Linked DNA regions of Homo sapiens: region 2 is linked to region 1. A link is a loop called in an ENCODE intact Hi-C map of the cell type or tissue named here. Cell type or tissue: endothelial cell of umbilical vein. All regions are shown on one strand.

Region 1 (8,000 bases):
AAAAAAGTAAAAAAGAAATTAAAACTAGCTTATAGAAAAGGAAATGTATTTACTGGTTCTCATAACTCTTAGGTATAGCAATAGCTTTACTTCAGGTGATGCCTGACCCAGGTTTCAAGCAATGTTACCAGGACTCGATTATACTCTACACAGTCTAGCACATTTCCCTTATGCCAACTGCATTCACAGCTTTCCCTCCATTTATCATATAAAAATACTCTCATAGGTTTTCATATCCTTTCCTATTTATCCTGTAGAAAGTTTGGTAAAAATATAGATCTTGGTTTTAGGCATGTGTAGCAAAAGTTATAAAATACATATTGATTGAACTGTTTTAGATTATATGCTGCTCTTAGAACCATTCACCACAACCATTCACCACAACCAATAAGATTGACTTGGGCCTGAATCACATTGTCCATCCTTGGAGAGGGTGGTTGACCACTATCCTTCTGAGATATTGTAAACTGAGAGGGTGAAATGAATCCCTGAATAGAAATTAGATGGGGAGAGAAAGCCATTCTAGAAGAGTTAATAGATGCCAGGAAGGGGCTAGTGAGTAAACAAAAACTTCCTATTTTCTATAAAGAGGTTAACTTTGTAACTGCATATCTGACAGGTCTCAGTATGCAGCACTATCAGATAACAACCAATCAAACAAACAAGCAAATCAAACACTACTCCTTATTTGTAACACTTCATCCTCCCTGAAATTTTTGGTTTTAAGAATAACGATCATAAGCAGCAGACTTCTTTAGTTTTGACTAGATTTTCATTGAGGTTTTTCTTGTGGTTAGTAGGGTAGCATTTATGATTCTCTTCCTTAAACAATGAAGATCATCAAATAAAAAACATAAATAAAAATAAAAAGCCTTCATTTCTAATATATAGGAAATAATATGTTATTCTTCTAAATTATATTGGATTGGATAAATATAGAAGATTAAATCAAATAATTGCTGGGGTTCAATAACAGGATCATTCATAAATAATGTTCAACTGAGTGAAAGCACAAGGGAGTCCAATAGGTTCCACTCATCTAGGGCAAGTTAAATGGGAGGAAGTAAAACCAGTCTTACAATGATGGTGGCAAGTTGCCCTAAATCTGTCTGTGAAAGGTATTCAAAGGAAAACTTTAGACAAGTTAAATTTAACAGAGTTTAACTGAGCAAAGAATGATTCACAAATCGGACAGCCCCTGAACCAGAATAGGTTCAGAAAGACAGAAAAAAAAGTGATGTACAGGAAAGAGAAGTGAGGCACAGAAACAACTGGCTTGGTTACAGCCCAGTGTTTGCCTTATTTGAATGCTATTTGAACAGTTGGTTATAATATGGACAGAAGGCAGGGAAATACTGGGTAGAAGAGAGCGGTCCCTGGCAAAGGCCCTACCCTCAAGCATGGAAACTCACGGCCCTAAATGGGAAGAGGCATTCCTGTTTTCATGTCCAATGTTATTTCTTCCAAGACCGCTCTGGCCCACCATGCCTGGGGACAGTCAGAGAGGAGATAAGTTGCGGGATGGAGGAACTCCAGGGAAAGATCATTTTCCCACTCCATTCGCTTTCCAGGCCCCTATCCATCCCACTGAGAGCCACCTCCATCACTCACCGTCCCTCCCTGCATTCACCATCCTTCAAGTCCACGTGACCTGATTCTCCCTGGGTGCTGGACAAGGACCTAGGTACCAAGAGGTCAGGGTGTAAAAGACTGTCACCCTGACTTTCCACTGAGCTGGTTTAACACTTAATCAGTGGACAGCAAATGCTAAAAGAACATTAATTGTAACACACCTCAAGACGCTACCATGGGGTTGGAGCCCAAAAGCGCTCACCTGGGCTTCTGCACTTGTGCACCTGGCATGCTCCCCCTCCCATAGGGATTTGAGTGCACAGCAGCCAAGCAAACTAGCCACACCCCTGTTGCAAGTCCCACAGGGGAGTCAGGGAACTTTCTTGCTTCAGTCACCTGTGAGTAGTTGAAGTGTAGCTTCTGTGATTGACTGAGACAGGGCTGCTTGTTACAAGAGTAGACCATTTACATATTGAGTTAGGTTACTGCTCACTATGTTCAGAGAAAACTTCAGGCCAAACTAATAAGGAGGCAGCTTTAAGCTAAATTTGATTTAACAAAAGGCGGCCATGATAAGCTGATTCTTCACCAACCTGCTTTTCCTAGCCTTATATATATCAATTTGTTGCAGCTTTCAAGAACATTTTCCGGTTCAGCTTGGATTACACACACCTCTAGATGTTGCGACTTAGTGTTGTAACTTGCCACTCACATAAAAAATGACATGGTTTCTCCAACTCGATGTCTTCAACTATTTTTATCCCAAAGATCCAGTGTCAGTTTCTGGAAAGCCTGCTATAATGTGGAGGTAGTATAGAGCAATTTGTGTTCATTAAAAAGTATTTTTAAATCTCCTGGTTTATGACAGAACAGATATAGTAATTTCGTGTTTCTAATTGCCTGATATTCTGGGTATCCTGACTCAATAGAGACTGTTGTGTAAAGAAATTGGAAGGATTTTATTTGTAATAAGTAACTAATAGAGTTGGTTAAAACTTTAGCTCCTATGATATTTGTAGATTTTAAGTACAGTACTGCTACAAATGAAATTTCAGTTACCCTAGTTATTTATACAGCACGGTTTCAAACACAACCAAAAGGAATTCATTGAAACCTAACCACTATTAGTATGTTTATGCAGATAATGAAATTTTTGAGATTTTAAATATCTCTTACCTTTGGTAATAGGAGAAATGTGGGAAATAGTTTGTGAACTTATAAATACTTCAGGATGCTGGATTCTGTTTTAGGACCAACTTGAGAGAGATAATTTGTCCTATTTTGGCTAAAATGTAACTTCTGTAGGATAAAATATATCAAGATTCAGGCAGAAAAGAAAAATGGCAAGAAAAGGTTCTTACTTGTTATTTTCATAGTTTCTTAAAGGAAAATAAGCATTTCCTTATATTCTAAGAAGTGCATATTGAACCATCATAGGATAAATCGTTTAGTTGTGTTTTCAAGGGACACTTTCTCACTTTAACTTTCAGTCCCTGCCATGATTGCCTGGTTCCTCTCAAGGAGAGTTGAGAAGTGACTTTACTCAGGCTTTCCTCTGAGACTTAGAAGGTAAATAGTAGTTATCCTCTTTTTGTTCAAAGGACTTTAACTATTACCAAGTCTTGTTCCATGTGGAAAACAGCAGTGAAACATTAAGGACTTTTCAGTAATGTAAATGTTTCTTCACTGACTTTTTATTTGACGCCTTCAACACCAAGTTTTAACTTTGAACATTTAGATCTGCCACAACTGATTGTAAGTTTATAGAAGCTCTGTCTTTATGAAGATTTCACTGTTCTGGGCCACTGAGGAACAATTTGGAGAAATTATTTCTTTCAGTACTGTGAAAAGGACTCAGGAGGACTGGAAGTAGAAAATTACCTCACATGGTTGAACATTGTACATGAAGGGAGTAATTTGCTCATTTCAGTCCCTTCCAGGATCAGCTTAAGTACAAGAGGATATCTCATAGATTTATCCATTAGCATTAGCATACGGCACTGAGGAAAACTGCTAAAGTAAAAGTAGAATTTTGTAATTCAGCCTGGCCAATTAAAACCTACTATTATATTACCTTGCACTTTTACAAAAGCTTGTTTTTAAATATATTAAACTACCCTTTGGGTATTAATTAAAGAAGACACAGCTGGAGGCAGTGGCTCACGCCTGTAATCCCAGCACTTTAGGAGGCCGAGGAGAGTGGATTACCTGAGGTCAGGAGTTTGAGACCAGCCTGACCAACATGGAGAAACCCCATCTCTACTAAATTAAAAAAAAAAAAAATTAGCTGGGCTTGGTGGTGCACGCCTGTAATCCCAGCTACTCGGGAGGCTGAGGCAGGAGAATTGCTTGAACCTGGGAGGCGGAGGTTGCAGTGAGCTGAGATGGTGCCATTGCACTCTAGCCTGGGCAATAAGAGTGAAACTCCACCTCAAAACAAACAAACAAAAGAACACTCATGATTCACTTGAGAGACATCGTTTTTTATGCCAGGGCTATTGTTTTCATGTAAGAAACACCGCGCAAAGAGAACCAAGTTGTCCCAGACACAAGAACATAAACACTGTGCTCAACTGCAGTTTTGCTCTGTGTCTCTGTTGATTGCTCTACCTAAACTGCCTGTATCCTGGTCTTGCTTCCTGACATTGAAAACAAAATTCTACCAGCATGCTGCTGAGTCATAATGAAAGCCTAAGCCATTAAAATCACCAGTCTTTTTTAAAGTCTTAAACGTATTCTTGCTTTACCTTAATTTGTAAGAGTAACTACTATTCAATCAGGTTTCAGAACACGCTGTGAGATTGAACTTGTTTAGGTCAAATTGCATCAAGGAGGGCTTCAGAACAAAGACTTTCTGCCCTTAGCACACCTGGCTTCCCCTTCCTTTGTAGCAGCCCGCAGAGTAAGGCAGGAGTCTACGTTGTTTCCTTAGTGTGACTCTCAGCCCAGCTGCTGAGTAGGAACAAAAGCATTTAAGAAAGATAAAAAGTGACTCTGACATTTTACCCAGATGTTGAGTAACAGCTAAAGACGGTACAAATAAAAATGTTTAATCATAATTTTAAAGGGACAATATAAATATAACAGCATTTGACTTTTGGCAAAGGAAAAAAAAAAGATTTTGACCTTTGTAATGGGCAATTCTTAACTTATCAAAAAAAGCAATACCTCTGCATTGTGTTATGGGTTGGCTCTGGTCCAAAATGACTTCCTTCCAGCCAGTCTTTATAAAAATACAAGAGTAAAATGTTTATAATGAACTATTTTAAATACAAGAATGTGTCAAGTAACTCTAATTAAACAGTTTTACATTGTTCATTAAGAGCCTCATCAAATATTTGGTTTTCTTCAGAAAATCTATCATATTATTTGTCCAAAATGAAGAATATTTAAATGATTCAATATATATTTTGACTTCTAAGATAGCTTACCATGCCAAGGCTTTTTAATGAAATGACTAAAATATTTTTTAATATTCTAAAGTCAAATAAACAAAATAAAACCTTTCACGGATTCTCAATTAACCCATCCACCATTCTTTAAACCTACAATTAATGACTTCTCTGACCTTCTTAATACTCTGTTCTCCTCCCATAACCTCATTAATAAATAATAGAAGTGACATTTTAGTGTTTTACATTAACGTACTAGAAGATACGGTCTTGTCAAAACACACATTAAAAAATAATTTTTTGCATCCTTAGAATTGGTTGAAATGTGTAGATAACCATTTTTTAATGATGTACCACTCTATATGTTCAATAAATTGTGAACAGAACCCTTTCCTAACTAATCCTCAGTTTCTGGGCATAGGTTTTCACAATAATTTTTTTTCAAAAAATAAATTCAAGACTTGGAAAAAATGAAATATGGGCCAGGCGCGGTGGCTCATGCCTGTAATTCTAGCACTTTGGGAGGCTGAGGCAGGCAGATCACCTGATGTCAGGAGTTCGAGACCAGCCTGACCAACATGGTGAAACCCCGTCTCTACTAAAAATACAAATTTAGCCGGGCGTGGTGGCACATGCCTGTAATCCCAGCTACTCAGGAGGCTGAGGCAGGAGAATCACTTGAACCTGGCAGGCAGCGGTTGCAATGAGCAGAGATTGCGCCATTGCACTCCAGTCAGGGAAACAAGCGAGAAACTCCATCTCAAAAAAAAAAAAAAAGAAAAATGAAATATGATGCATCACTTGTTCTCCCTGAATAAACACTACCCAGAGTTAATATTATTAAAAAAGCACTTTTGAAGTAATAATAACACGTAACTCTAAATCTCAGAAAGCCTAATTTTTCAAGCTCTGGCCATGGAGGATGAAACACTAATCTAGTTAAACCAACTTCATTAAACTGCTAAAAGATAGCTAGTACGAACAATTCTATAAAAACAACATTAATGATGAGATGCTGCCCTTGACTCTGAATTAGTGATTTTTAGTAAAAGAAAATGGAATTTTATTCAAGGCCTTATTTTTTACTGTGTGCCCTAATTAGAAATGGAACCAAAAGTAGGCTGTTAGACAGAAATCACTGGACATGAAATATGATTATTCATGGACTTGACATGGAATGCTCATTTGCCCAAAAGCACCATTGCCCCACATTCCTTCACATCCCTGTTTCCTTTCGCCTCTGCCTACTCCTCTGCATCCAGGTGAATCATTGCACAGTGGTGGGATTCTTATGTGCATCACAAAATACAAAAAAAAGAAGGAAGAAGAATATTACAATCACTATTAAAAGAGAAGTGTTCCTTTTATGTACTTCACAATGAACTTTGATTCAGGATAGTGTTTTATTTGTCACATTGAATATGATTTATTCTAAACCTTTTAATGGAGAAATCTTGCTCATTGTGACAATCATAGCCTTCTTATGTCTTTTCCATGGACTGCCCTTCTCCTTCCTCCATCTCTCCACAACAGGTGCTTCTTAAAGAATGGACGGGGTCAATGATTGTCAACATAGAACAAGAGATACAAAGGCATTTCTAGCAAAATACGGGGAACAAGACCTTCATTATTGAAAAGGCAGATTTTCCTTGGAATTTACAGCATACAAAACTGGAGAAAGTGATTGTCTGTAGGAGGGTGGTGTTTGGAGCAGAGATGTGATGCTGGGATTGGCGGTTCATGGACCCTCAACCCCAGATGGCCCTGATTTACCTAGAGCCAAAGCAGTATGCTGCTGAGAGAGAGCCTGTTCATTTTCCACTTGAATGAAATCTGAAAGCCCAGAAATCTCACAAGAAACTTGGGTCTCACAAGGTTTTAAACCAAATTTTGCAGATTCAGGAATGAAGTCAATCGAACTTGATAAAACTGTGTGCTTTGGGTTTTTCCCCCAACGTCTTCAAATGAAGCTTCTGTGCTTTTATATCAAGAACAGGGAGAGAATCATGTCTTTTTCAACCTGTCTCAGATCTCTCTCGTTAGCAATAACCATAGGCAAAGCTATTTTAAATACATTCTGCTGAAGGTGGGAAACATCATTGACCTCTTTCCCTCTTCACTCTTGCTTGCTTCTTGACCACATAGTCTGATGACTCCTTGATAGGCATCCTGTTTTTTCACTACTCCCATGAACTGTGTTAAATGACATGGAGCTTGTCAGTGTGTTGCCTCAGGAAAAGGTGCCATGTACTCGTTGACATTGGACCTGTTATATGCTATTTGATGGGATCTGAGCTTTATTCAGTTTCAACTGGCAGGTCTTCCAGAGAACAGCAGGCATAGAATTAAATGTGTGATAGAGACAGTTGCTCCGCTCTGTTAGCAGGGCACTTAAAATTACTCCATTTGTCTTTAATTAAACCCCATTTGATTTCCTTCAACTTTTTAAAGGTCTGATTAAATATTTAAATTTTGTATTTATTCTGAAATTATTCATGCATTTTGTCTTAGCCAAAATACTAGTTTTTTTGGAGTTAGACACTCAAATACTGAAACATTTCTCTTTTTCCATTTGGAATTTGCTGTGACATAATCATTGTTTGATGGATCAAAATGTTTAATACATTTAGTTATATTTAACATGTCATAATTTTTCCCTCAACCTTCATCTCATTTTTTTTCTCATCCATTGAACATGAAGCCCTATGTAAGTATAGTCCAAGAAATAAAATTGTGCTTGCTATGTACCAGCCATTGTTTTAAGCCCTTTAACATGTATTTAATCATGTAATCCTCCTAACAACCTAATAAATAGGTATTAATTCTATCCACCACATGGAGGTTTAACACTTCGACCAAGGTCACAGTCTAGTGAGGGCAAGAGTTCCATCCAAGCAGCTCAGCTACAGAATCTGCACCCTTAACCATTATGCTATGCTTACTCTCCAGCCTCATAATTTCTTTCAGGGATAATTTATTTTAGGCTGTTGTAAATTGTCCTGGGAGATTTTGTATGTGTAGAAACCTGTTACGGAA
Region 2 (8,000 bases), 190 kb before region 1:
ATGAAAAAATGTCCCCCATATATTAGTTTATAACCATACAACGTTTTGAAAAATCATTTTGGCCATTAATTATTCCCTTTACTCATAGGCTGAAACCTAGAAGTTGAACATGTATGATATTTTTAAAGGAGTTACAAGAATTTCATGCCAGATATATATCAGAGGGCATATTTGTTGAGAAGGCAATGGGAATTAAGTCAGAATGTTAAGGGCCTAGACTTTATTCTGTTGACAAAGAAGAGCCATTGGCAGGTATTAAGTAGCCGAGTTACATGATAAATTATGTCTATTAGGAAATGACTCTGTTAGGTAGAATAAACTGAATTAGGAAGGGTCAACCAACCAAACAAGTGGTAGAGCTAATACTTGAATCCAAGTCGGTTTGATTCCACAGCCTGTACTCTTAATCAATATGCTTGACTATAAGGCCTCTGTTAATTAATTTTCTGGACTCAGAGGAGAGTAGATATTAGCTATTCTAATGTTGATGTGATTATGATAATGACGATCAAAGTGCTTAATAAACATCTGTTGAAATTAAAAAATGATTAAATTAAATAAATTCACTACGATTAAAGCTTATTTTGTAGGACCATGCAAAACAAATTATAAATTACTTGTTCAAAACTTGCTCTTTTAATATGTTTAGTGAGGTTGGGTTATTACTATAACATTTCTTTGGTACCTCTGAGAGAGACAAATTTTATGATAATGGCGATATTGAGGACAGAAAAAAGAAAACAAATTCGATTCCTCAAGAAATAGGCATCCTCTGTAGCTAATCTCCTGTCCAGTCATTTCATCTTGACATAATACCAATCTTAGAGAAAGATAGGAAAGGTGAGGAATCTCTTTAGAGACGAAAATGTCAACAAGAATCTTAAAACTCAAAATATAACCTAGACTATTCAGCAGTTGGGAATACAGTGTTTTAATTCTAAAGAGCATATTAACTATCCTGACTAAAAAAAGGTTAAAAACCTGTCAGTGAATTAATAAAAGGTGAAAAAGATGAAAACCACTGTTTGAACAGTTTTAAGAAGACACTACAAATCTCAGATAATAAACATCAAAACAAGTGTATATGGAGTTTTTTTTTTTAAACAGAAAGGGAATTTAAGTTTAACATGAACCTAAGAAAGAAACAAATTCCCATTACAAATTATGTTCTGTGTGAAAAGAAACTGCAGGCCAAAAGGTCTTAAAGAATTTTTTTTTTCCAATGGAAAATATTTTCTGTTTATTAGCTAGTTATTGACTTAGGCAGCAGGGGGAAAACAACTGCATTAGATAATGGAAGATGCGTTTTTAAAAGAAATCATTAGAAACGTGATTATAAGCTGGTTGGCTGCTAAAGGTCCAAAATGTGAAAATTTTTTTATGTTACTTATGCTAAGCATGGCAATTGAAAAGTATCTAAATAACAAAAAGGTAATGCTGGTTATGAAGTACTATGGTACAATTTGTAATGATTAGTGGAAAAGCACATTAATTTGTGAGATGCAGTATTTTGAAGGTCACTCAACTTTACACTTGCTACAATGCCATTCAATTAAATACACAATACATTTCTAAGATTATTTATGAAAAGAATTTTGTAATTCTTGTAAAATAGTATATTACAAATTCTGGCTGTTTATACAAGCAGAAGCGCCTGATTTAATGCACCATTAAGTGAACTGTAGCTTTGCTGTACATTTTTTAAATATTCAACCTAATTATGATGAAGTTTGGTCTTACTAAACACGGCATATTTAATCTTTTTAAAGAGCCTATATAATTCAATCACAAGATACAACTTGTTTTTGTTGTAAGCAAACACATGCAATATTAACAATATACAATATCCTGGCTTAATTAGAAAAAGTTCATGTTATCCTGAATACATTTAGGTGCATAACACCCCACAGCTATAATTTTAACTTGCTATTTAATTATATTTTAAAACTAATTTGTATGACCTAGTACTTTTCTCTCTCTCTCTCTCTCTTCTACACAGGACGTTGGTCTATGGATCCAGTTAAAACTAGATTTTACTGAAAATGAATTTAAAAAGATTGAGTGTGTTGGGGGAGTGGAAGATTGGGGTAGAGGTGACAACTACAGACACGAAATTACGTAAATTTGATTATCAGATGGTGTTCTGCTGATCAAATCAATGGGCTAAACTGCACCCTACAAGGATGCTTTGTGGCATTCTGTCTCTGGACAGTAGCATGAAGTTCTATGATTATAATCTACTTTTTCAAAAGATGACGTCTTTTCAAAATTCTCTCTTTCTCTTGTCATTTCCTATGCCCAGGGTATGCATGAGAAAACCATGAATCTCTTAATATCATCTCCAAATATAGGCGGTCAAGTACCTGTATATGTGGTATCATATACCATATAGGTATAAAAATACTTATATACTTGGTATCATGTAAAGAGGGTATATGAAGGCGATACATAGCAGTATACATTTCGTGAACTCTTTTGTTCCCAAAGCTGTTGACTATGCCCTCTACACCTGGATCTCCAGCATGAGCTAAAAGGAAATCTTTAATATTTGCACCAAAAAATAAGATATGCATGAAGTCTTTTAAAATCAGTAACAAGTATAAATTTTGACATGGTAAGTCAAACTTACTGTTTAGCTACTTACGCGTTTTTTAAATAGTATGAAATTAAACAGTATAACACAAAACAAGTTAGTTTCTGGAGGACAGAAAAGCAGTCCCATCAGAATTTAATCTTACAGTATAATCCAAAAGAAGTAACAAAGCTTGTTTACCTTCACAAATTGTGACACCATTTCCTGAAAATCCCATGTTGCAATAGCAGGCTTCAATTCCATTGCGTATTTCACATTTTGCATTTGGGAGACAAGGTGTCTTGGTGCAATTTTGAGTATAGGAACAATTCAACAAAGTGGAAAAAACCACTAAATAAAATAGAGAAATACACCTTTTCAAAAAGTAAAACAAACATCTCTCCCCATTGTTGAATTAGAGTATAATAAACATAAATTATCCTCTCTTTCTATTTAGATAAATGGATTATAAATTTTTCCCAAGAGAGCACTTAGCTAAGTAACAGCACAAAAGCAAGTAAGTAAAACTTACTTTTAAGATGAAGGCTTTTTTTGTTCCAATTTCAACCTTTATCAAGTAAATCTCAATGAAACTAAAATGTAATAAACAACTCAGCTTTATAATAAAAACTGTGTTCCCAGATCAGTATAGCATGTTGATTAAGTGTTACCCTTCATTCTGAGGTGAGATACTTTGAAAGGGAACTGCCTGATTGTAAAGCAATTTCCCTCCTCTGGGAGTAATCCTGTGTAGAAATGAAGGTAAATTGAGTATTCAGGTTTTTGCAAATTCAAATCTGTGTTATTTTAAGATGACATCTTATCTAGGAGAACAGATGCACTTGCTGTTTTTTTCTGTGTTCTAATGATTGTTTTCAATTTCAATTGTTTTCAATTTCAATTTCAATTGTTTTCAATTCAATTATTCATAATAAAATTTATTTCACTGTTTTTATTTTCCATTAGGGGAAATTTAAAAACAAAACAAAAACAAAAAAAGAAACTCAAGATTATAGTCAAAGATTGATCTTCCAGAAATGGAACAGCACACAAATGTGAACAAAAAAAAATGAAACAAAACAAGGAACAAGACTATACATCAGAGTTATTGAAATACATTTGGAAATTATATGTTGTGGACTGATAGGAAAAAATAAGGAAAAGTAAAGTCGGTTCCTTTTTTATTGTTTTACCAGGCCTACTCAAGAGTCTTGAGGACCAACAGCTATGAAGCATGAGGTCATTGTTCTGAAAACAGTCATCTAACATTAGTTGTCCTTATCAGGTACCAAGAGATTCTTAAGTATTCTGTTCTAAATCCCAGTGGCAAATAACTATGTATACTGACTAAGCCGGAATTAGTTCACCCTCGGAGATGTCATTTACTATCTTTCTGCACAGTATGTTCAAAATGAAGCTCAAATCTGGCCCGGCAATCCCCTTAAAATGCCAGGAAACCTCTCATGGGTGTTAATGGTCTGGATTTCCCAAATTTCTTCGGGGCAGAACAGAAGAAAGGTGAAAGGGGATGCTGGACACTTCCTCAAGAGGAATAAAAAGGTAACATTCCCTGGACCTTGGAATATTCAACTTTAGAGTTGAAAGGTCAAGGAGAAAAACATCCTGAGAAGTACTAAATCAATTCTCCTCGGAGATTTTGCCAAATACACTTGCCATGTGAGCTCCACCTCTTAAAAAATCCAGTCCCCTACAAGGGATTGGTCCCTCCGACGACCTCGGCGACCAGGGGCGCTGAGCACTCACCTAGGAGCGGGAGGCGTTTCATTGGCGGTGGCCGCAGTGGTGGCGGTGGCGGAGAGCGCGGCGGAGTGAGTGCGGCTGTGGACCCGGGACCGGGCGCCGCTGGGCGGGCGCGGCAGGGTCCCGGATCCGTCCTCCGTGACGCGCCGGCTTCCTCCGGACACTTTCCGGCCTCTTTTGTGTGAGTGTGTGAGTCAAGCCCTGAATCCGCTGGCCACGTCCGGCCTCCATCCCCTTTCCCCACGCCTCCTGGGCTCCATTCCCTGCCTAGTGACCACTGACCCTGAGCAATGTTACAGCCCCACTGAGGAATCAGTTTATCCCCAGGCGCAGCTCCCAGAGTGACACCCTAAAAGTGAGTACTTAAAAAGCAAAGGTCTCTGAGATCCACGGAGAGCCCCTCCAGAGGGAGCATCCAAAACTCAGTAGGTTTCAGGGGTTCTCTCTGACACCTAAATTTCAAGACATAGCCTTTTTTTTAATATACTCGCCAATAAATTTTCCTAAAGAACAATGGGTCAAGAAGTAGTCAGGAGACCTGAATCCATGCAAAGGGGCATGCCAGTGCTCAGGCCCCACCTTGCTGGGACTCAGGGTTGCATCGTGTAAAATAAGGATATAGTCTATTGTGTCTAGGTTAGATTGTGTTTTCCATTATCAACTCAATTTCAGGTAAAATTCACCTGTAGCCCTTCCTTACATCTGCAGAAAAATTGGTGCATCATATCCTTTGCATGTTAATATACAAGTCGATTACGTAGAAAGAGATCGTCCACATTGGAACATGGAAACAATTCTAGCTTAAAAAATTAAAAATAACTGGCAGACAAAACTAATGTATCATGACAGAAAATAGATCAATGGTTGCCCAGGGTTGGGATGCAGAAGAGGGACTGACTGCAGAAAGGCACAAGGAGAAATTGAGGTGATGATAATATTCTATATTTTGATTGAGGTGATGGTTGCATGAGTGCATGCATTTGTCATAACTTATCCAACTGTATTCTTAAAACTGGTGCATTTTATTGTATATAAGTTAGATGAATTGTATTATATGTAAGTTTAAATAAAGTTGATTTAAAGAAAGGAAATGACTAATATTTTTGCCATCAACACAAGCCATTTTACCTTTCAATAGTCAGATCACCTTTGTCACATACCATTTCTATTCTGTTTAAAAAGTGACTAGTGCAAATTTACTTTATATAAAGAGCAGCCTCAGAAAGATGAACAGCCACAGCCCCCGGACTCCAGGGGGATTATGAACTACTGGGAAAACAACTAAAACTAGTCACAATCACACACCACAAAGTGACTTATATATTAACAGCAGTCACAAGTGCTTATGTATTGACACGTTTATCTGGCTCTCCATAGCATTTTCCCAGACTCCTTCTAGGTGAATGTGGGCAAAAGTTCCTGAGAGTGGCACCATAATAGGTGAGGCAAATGAGGAACAAAGGTGTTGCGTGACTTGCTCAGAGTCCACAGCAGCTCTTAGACAGCTGGTCTAAGTGACTGGCCTTGATTGGAACCCGGACTATAAACTCACAGTCCATGTTCTCTATATTGGACTTTTTTTGAGACGCTTTTTTTGAGTGGCTTTTTTTGAGACGGAATCTCACTCTGTTGCCAGGCTGGAGTGCAGTGGCACAATCTCTGTTCACTGCAACCTCCGCCTCCCAGGTTCAAGCGATTCTCCTGCCTCAGCCTCCCGAGTAGCTGGGACTACAGGCACATGTACCATAGCCAGCTAATTTTTGTATTTTTAGTAGAAACGGGGTTTCACCATGTTGTCCAGGATGGTCTCGATCTCTTGACCTCATGATCCGCCCACCTTGGTCCCCCAAAGTGGTGGGCTTACAGGCTTGAGCCACCGCTCCTGGCCACAAATGGGCATTTTTGACGAATTTCATTATGCACTATTCTAGAAACTCTTAATTTATCCAATCAATCAGCACATTTTCAAATTCCATATCTATCACACTCGGGCACTGAATGAAGTGTCATGGAGCAAAACAAAACAAAACAAAACAAAAAGCCAAAAAACAAAACTTTATTCCTGACCTTCGAGTTCTAGGAGATTAAGAACCATTAACAGACATCACACTCAGGAGGCTGTTGCAAGAATGAGGAGTCATCAGATATTGTTATTCGGGGAGTTTGAAAAAGTGATTTAAAAGTCCTAAATGCCATAAAAAAGAAGTTCTAGACTTTGTTGATAACTTTTTTTCTAAAGATTTTTGTTTTTGTTTTTGTTTTAAACTAAAAAGCAATTCAGTGAATCACTGGCAAGAACGCAAATGATGGATTTTAAGGGCATACCAAAGGCAAGGAAGCAAAAATAAACTATGAAGAGTTTAGGAAATAGATTATGAATGCCTGAACAAGGGTAGGCATATTCGTGATGGAGAGATAGGGACAGATTGCAGAAAGCATTAGATAAAGACAAATTGATGTCTGCTTGACTTAGTAAAATTGAGATATAAGGCTGAAACAAAGAGAATGTGGAGGTTTTCCAGTTGTATGAATGGGAGAAGGTGGGAACCATTCACAAAGATACAAAAGATAGGATGAGGAGTAATTCTGAAAGAAAAAATGAATAAGCCCAGTTTGGTAATACAAAATTGGAAGTATGTCAATGATCTGAATTTATTCATGTGAAACCAGTTTCTCCAGTTATAAGAAGTTGAGCTTCAATGTACATACATAGAAACAAACTTTAGAAGGCATAAATATAGAAACACATTATTTTCTGAGATGAGCTATAAACTGAAACACAGCACTTATTTTTAAAATAATTTACTCCTTATATCTGCCACACTTGCTTCATCTTTAATTTTATCCTAAAGATAATAAAATACAGCCCAATCTTTAAAAATATCACTTTTTCCTAGACATTGCTTTAAAATTAGCAAAAGTGAATTAATACTTAAATCTAAAAAAAAAGTTTTCCATTTTTTTCTTTTACATGTGTGTTTTTATTAAAAGGCAAAAGTGTATTCATTGTTCTCATCAAGAAAATGATAGTATATAGGGGAGCATAAGGTGTTTAATGATGCTTATAGGTTTTTTTTTTGTTGTTTTTGAGACGCTCTGTCGCCCAGGCTGGAGGGCAGTGGTGTGACCTCGGCTCACCGCAAGCTCCACCCCCTGGGTTCTCGCCATTCTCCTGCCTAAGCCTCCCAAGTAGCTGGGACTGCAGGCGCCCGCCACCATGACCAGCTAATTTTTTTGTATTTTTAGTAGAGACGGGGTTTCACAGTGTTAGCTAGGATGGTCTCGATCTCCTGACCTCGTGATCCACCCACCTCGGCCTCCCAAAGTGCTGGGATTACAGGCGTCTGCCACTGCGCCCTGCCGACACTTATAGTTTTAATATTGCTCTTTGTAAAAATAAAATCATTTAAAAATGTATTGCTTGAAGAAGTCCGTATTTGTAAAGGAAAACACAGATGATCAATGTATAATTTTGGATTCATTGTCTTGTATTACTTACAAAAAAACATTTAGAAGTTTTGGTCGGGCACGGTGGCTCACGCCTGTAATCCCAGAGCTTTGGGAGGCTGAGGCGGGCGGATCTTGTACAAGGTCAGGAGATTGAGGCCATCCTGGCTAACACAGTGAAACCCCATCTCTACTAAAAAAAAAAAAAAATACAAAAAAA

What was found. A loop is a pair of places that touch in the nucleus more often than their neighbours do. Peaks named below come from ENCODE experiments on the same cell type or tissue, not always from the same donor. Only the 100,000 strongest peaks of a DNase experiment are listed, where the experiment ranks them.
Region 2: it touches region 1 in a loop (7-fold over the local background); 5 of 110 quality-filtered maps call a loop at or near these places.

What each region holds. Positions count from the first base shown.
Region 1 is chr1:79,189,125-79,197,124 of GRCh38, forward strand. No RefSeq gene overlaps it. Among named protein-coding and RNA genes, the nearest start is that of LINC02792, 130 kb to the right of the region's middle. In endothelial cell of umbilical vein, no CTCF peak of the experiment used is centred here; a DNase peak (open chromatin) is centred at 4,407; H3K27ac peaks cover 2,158 bases.
Region 2 is chr1:79,002,297-79,010,296 of GRCh38, forward strand. ADGRL4 (adhesion G protein-coupled receptor L4) reads right to left here and starts at 4,434. Exons shown (of 15, transcript NM_022159.4): 1 at 4,337-4,434; 2 at 2,774-2,923. The coding sequence starts at 4,358. In endothelial cell of umbilical vein, no CTCF peak of the experiment used is centred here; DNase peaks (open chromatin) are centred at 3,895 and 4,535; H3K4me3 peaks cover 2,845 bases; H3K27ac peaks cover 3,203 bases.